2 separate regions of the Homo sapiens genome follow, and region 2 is linked to region 1. A link is a loop called in an ENCODE intact Hi-C map of the cell type or tissue named here. Cell type or tissue: right lobe of liver. All regions are shown on one strand. Links, peaks and the distances in the headings refer to the core of each region. The heading gives the core; the rest is flanking DNA. Region 1 has its middle 22 kb from the start of BRDT. Region 2 overlaps CDC7 (cell division cycle 7).

Region 1 (2,823 bases), core at 221-2,720:
AGAAGGAGAGGGAGGGGAGAAGGAGAGGGAGGGGAGAAGGAGAGGGAGGGGGAGGAAGAGAGAGAAAAAGAGAAAGAGAGAAATAGAAAAAAGGAAGGAAGGAGAATAATAAAAATTTGCTGATTCCTTCAATTTTTTTTTCCAGTAAGAAAACTGAGGTCCAACAATATGAATAAAGTAACCCAAGGTCAACAGCTAGCAATGACAAAGCCCAGGCCCTCCATCTTAAAAAAAACTCATGCCTTTCCCCTGCCTTTAGTGATCATAACAATCACCCTGCATGTATGGATTTTACTTTCTAAACCACTATCATAATCATTATCTCATTTCATCTTCATACCAACTCCATGAAGCAGGTGTTATACTCATTTACACAGGAGGAAAGTGAGGCTCAGAGGCCAGGAATTTGAGGCCAGCCTGGCCAACATGGTGAAACACCGTCTCTACTAAAAATACAAAAATTCAGCATCACTTGCTGAAGGTCACATAACCCGTAAGCAGCTAAACTAGGACCACACCCAAGAATCCAGCTTCTGAAGCCTAAATTCTTTCTTATATGCCACATGGCACTATAGCAAAGTACAATGAATCAAGTGAACTTTGTTAAATCATTTTTCTGCCAATAGAAGTCTGTGCTAAAAGGACACCAATCAGTTGCTTACGGTAAACTTGGAAAACCTAACCAGCGGTTGGGCATGGTGGCTTATGCCTGTAATCCTAGCACTTTTGGAGGCTGAGGAGGGTAGATTGCTTGAGATCAGGAGTTCAAGACCAGCCTAGGCAACATGGCAAAACACTACCTCTACAAAAATTATAAAAATTAGCCGGGTGTGGTGGCGCACACCTGTGACCCCAGCTACTGGGGAGGCTAAGATAGGAGGATTGCTGGAGCCCAGGAGGTCAAGGCTACAGTGAGTGTGATTGCACCACAGCACTCCAGCCTGGGCGACAGAGCCAGACCCTGTCTCAACAAAAGAAAGAAAAAGAAAACTTAACAGCAATATTTAATGAATTTAAGTGCTAGTTTTTACATGTAGGTAATTTTTCTGCTATTTCACTTCAGTATTCCAGATCCATCCAGGGCTCAGTGCACGCACAATTCTCATTAATGCTCATGTGAATTGCATACACCAGCTCTCCACAGAAAATACACTCAAAAGCACTCATCATTTAAGAGGCAGAAACTTCCAGGTACATGCTGTCACATGATCAGGAGCCCTGACTGTCTTCCCTACTTCACAGGGGCATCATAAAATATTGTTTGTGGGCCAGGCACGGTGGCTCACGCCTGTAACCCCAGCACTTTGGGAGGCCGAGGCAGGTGGATCACGAGGTCAGGAGATCGAGACCATCTTGGCTAACATGGTGAAACCCCGTCTCTACTAAAAACACAAAAAATTAGCCGGGTGTGGTGGCGGGCGCCTATAGTCCCAGCTACTCGGGAGGCTGAGGCAGGAGAACGGCATGAACCCGGGAGGCAGAGCTTGCAGTGAGCCAAGATTGCACCACTGCACTCCAGCCTGGGCGACAGAGCGAGACTCCGTCACACACACACACACACACACACACACACACACACACATATGTGTGTGTGTGTATACACACATACGTATGTGTGTATATATACACAGTTTGTGAAAGTATTTTGTCTGCTATAATGTACTCTTCAAATATAAAGCAGTAGTATTACTGCTTCCAAAAGGTGATACAGAATAACGCTGCCATTGACAAAGTATGTGTGCATATTCTGCCACCTCGTGGCTAAAAGAAGAAATCATTTTTAATATTTATGCTTCTGGTATTAAGGTAAAATAAGTGAAAGGAACCTTGTTCATATTTTTGGAAACGTCGAACCAAGGCAGAATCTCATTCTGTTGCCCAGGTTGGAGTGCAGTGGTATGATCATAGCTTATTGAAGCCTCAATCTCCTGGGCTCAAGCGGTCCTCCCACCTCAGCCTCCCAGGTAACTGGGACCACAGGTGCCATGCCACCACGCTTGGCTAATTAAAAAATTTTTTTTGTAGAGACAGGGTCTTGCTATGTTAGTCAGGCTGGTCTCAAGTTCCTGGCCTCAAGCAATCCTCCCGCCACGGCCTCTCAAAATGCTGAGATTACAGGCATGAGCCACCACATCTGGCACCCAATTTATCCAATTAATTTCAATATTTACTGAATCTATTAACTTTATATCTTTAATGCAGTAGGAAAACACAGCACCGGAAACATAATTAGATAATTTAAATTTACTTGAACTAAAATTTATGACCTGCCTAACACCACATTTTTTCAAGTCAGGTCTGGTTTTTTTCAAGCATATATTCATTGCACATGAGAGTAGTTATTGGGAGCTACTCTGCTGGGGATACAGCAGAGAAGCCAGCACAAGTTCCTGCTTTCAATGGAGCTTACATTATAGTGGGGAAGATAAACAATAAACAGATAAATACAAAATATGTTAGTTGATGATGAATTTAATGAAGAGAAATGGAGTTGAGCAGGGGGAATCGAGTGTGACTGGCAAGGCCATGTGTGCTCCACTTCAGACAGGGCTGTCAGGGAAGGCCTGGGTGCAGGGAGAGTATTTCAGGCTGGGGAAACAGAAGGGGCAAATTCCTGATGCTGGGAAATATTTGATGTGATTGAAAAACAGCAAGGAAGCAGCAAGGAAGCCAGTGGAGCAGAGTGAGTAGGCGGGTTTTAGGGGACGAGGTCAGAGAGGTGGTGGGGATGCCAGCTTGGTGTAGCCATGGTTAGGACTTCAGACTTGGCATTGGGATTTCTAGGTGAGATGGGAGTCACAGTGTGATTTTAAGTAGTGGAGT
Region 2 (2,823 bases), core at 225-2,724, 420 kb before region 1:
ATGTCTTCTCTGAATTAAATTAGATTCTCCTATTTTTTTTTATTGTCATAGCATCTTTAGATTTCTTTCAAAGCCCTTATCGTATTCTGTCATTATAAGTTACCTTGTTATTATCTGTATTGTCCACTAGATAGTAAACTCCATGAGGACAGAAATTCTGTAAATTTTATTCACTATTGCATCACTAATGTCTATAATCCCTAACAGCAAATAACAGTGCCAACTAAATACTGAATGAATGAATAAGCCTGTTTGTTTCAGCCTTCTGTGTATTATAGAAGACAAGAAAATGAGATGGCCTCTATAAAGAATGCTTGCATACATTCTTGTACCCTAAATATGATCATTTCTTTTTCTATATTTTTAACTGTCTCCCTCTACCACTTTTTCTTTTTCTGTGCTTAAAAAAGTACATGCTAAAAATGCCTTCATCTGATCTTACAATGCAGTCAGGCAAATTGTCTTCAGGCTCAGCTTCCATTGTGTTATATTTTCCTTCCTTCTGTTTTGTTTCTTCCTTTCCACTTAAATTGCTGTCTTAAAAATTACCAGTTAATTATTCTTTGCCTAACTAAAAGCCTTCCCTCAGTTGTTATTCTCTTTGACTTCCATGCTAATAACTCTTCCTTCAAAATTCCTTTCTTATTTGGCTCTCTAACTTGGCTTCTTCCAAGCTCAGTTTTCTTTTCTCGCTATTAATTTTCATGTCTGTAGGTATCACTTCTCTGCAGGTACTCTCACTGACTTCTCACTTGTCTTCTCACTTAAGGCTTAGTCCCTTGTCTAGATAACTCTATCAAAATGATGAGGTCTGGTTTTAGATGCTTCTTTTACTGGCTTCTCTACTCATTTTTTGGTATCTCTATTGTTTTCTTACTCAGGCTCAAAATCATAGAAATCACCTTTGTCCTATTTTCCTCTTTTATGAAGCAGTGTAACATAGTGATTAAGAACATATATCTGGAGCAAAATGCCTGGGTTCAAATCCTGGCTCATTGATCTATTAGTTTAGTGACCTTGATTTATTTATTACTGTTACCATCTTATCTGCTAAGTCTTATTAATCTTTTCCCTTTTTTCTCATTCTGCTGCTTCCCCAGTCACAACTATAATTACCTCGTTTGAATTATTATAGTAACTTCAAAACTGGTGCCATTTTTGTTTTAAAAGAAAACTTTAACACGAGAACACAAGTCACTTGTGTTTATATTATGTGATGATGATTTAAGTCAGTTTTCTAGCAATATGTATGCATTGCTAAAATTGCGGTTTTTAAAATTAGGCATAAAGTTTCAGTCCCTCTGACCTTTCTTCTAAAAGTTCCTTGTGCATTTTTCCACTAGGGGGCAAGATAATGTCATGGGAGTTAAATACTGCTTTAGGAAGAATGATCATGTAGTTATTGCTATGCCATATCTGGAGCATGAGTCGTTTTTGGTAGGTTTTAATATTTCTTGAATTTTTATTAGCTAAATATTTAATTGCAAACAATATTTGTAACTCATTTCATTTGTAACTTTGTTTTAGGACATTCTGAATTCTCTTTCCTTTCAAGAAGTACGGGAATATATGCTTAATCTGTTCAAAGCTTTGAAACGCATTCATCAGTTTGGTATTGTTCACCGTGATGTTAAGCCCAGCAATTTTTTATATAATAGGCGCCTGAAAAAGTAAGTATGAAGAGTTACTAGAAAATATTTATCCTATTTCTTTTAAAAAACAATTTTATTGTCTATATTTAAGGTATTGAACATGATGTTATATATAGTACAAAAGTTACTATTGTGAAGCAAATATTTATCTCAGTTACCCATCTTATTTTTGTTTTTACGGCAAGAGCAGCTAAAATTTACTCATTTAGTATGAATCTCATATACAGTACAGTTTTATTACCTGTAATCTTCAGAGTGTGCATTAGGTCTAGATTTATTTATCCTACATATCTGCTACTTTGTATCCTCTGACTTATATCTCTTAGATATAATATAACATACTGCAATAGCCATGCACAGATTATTTCTGTTTCAGTTTCTTTGTGATTGGAAAGGGAAATTTGGTGATGAAGAAGATAAAATTGTATTAGTGGAATAATGTACATTATTAGATGTACTATGGTTCAGTGGAAATAGCATGAACTAACAGACTTAGAGTCTAATAATTTTTGACCTTAGACATGTCTCTTATCTCTGGACTTCATTTTTCTTTTCTAGTAAGTGAGGGGATTGGACCACATGATAGCCAATTTCCTGTTTTAACACAAAAGTTTTATTTTTATGTATACTTTTTAATGCTGATTATAATTATAGAGAAATTATAAGCTAAAAATAACATAAATACCTCTATATAATGGATCATATTAAACATAATAATATTATAACTTCTTTTTTGAGCTTTTATATGCCTGACTTTTTAATTTTCTTTAATTGGATCAGATTTTAAAACCATGATTTTAATTTTTTTAAGCTTTCTTAACTAGAAATTATCTGCTATGATGCCATCTCTGCCACCATCAGAGAACAACGGACTGTGTTTATGTTATGTATTCCTCTTCTGCCTTATTAACACAGACCACTGGAAAAAGAAAATTTGATTGTGGGACAACTCTTAATTTTCAATCCTGGTTAGCTGTTAAATTCTTACTTTGTCTGGAAAACTTATTTTTTTTTCTTTTTTCCAGAATGTTATAAATTCCTAATTGATCCCAAAAAGAATTACAGTTTTTATGAGGATGGTTTGAGAGTATTACAATGTTACTAAGCTTTAATTGCTACAGATAAGTAAAAATGCTTAATTTTGTCTCTTAGGTATGCCTTGGTAGACTTT

Evidence for each region. Peaks named below come from ENCODE experiments on the same cell type or tissue, not always from the same donor. Only the 100,000 strongest peaks of a DNase experiment are listed, where the experiment ranks them.
Region 2: it touches region 1 in a loop (5-fold over the local background); 104 of 110 quality-filtered maps call a loop at or near these places.

The regions. Positions count from the first base shown.
Region 1 is chr1:91,925,722-91,928,544 of GRCh38, forward strand. No RefSeq gene overlaps it. Among named protein-coding and RNA genes, the nearest start is that of BRDT, 22 kb to the right of the region's middle. In right lobe of liver, for the core only: a CTCF peak has its summit at 1,763 (motif pointing left); no DNase peak of the experiment used is centred there.
Region 2 is chr1:91,510,254-91,513,076 of GRCh38, forward strand. It overlaps CDC7 (cell division cycle 7), which reads left to right. Exons shown (of 12, transcript NM_003503.4): 5 at 1,344-1,437; 6 at 1,528-1,670; 7 at 2,805-2,823. Among named protein-coding and RNA genes, the nearest start is that of CDC7, 11 kb to the left of the region's middle. In right lobe of liver, for the core only: a CTCF peak has its summit at 1,338 (motif pointing right); no DNase peak of the experiment used is centred there.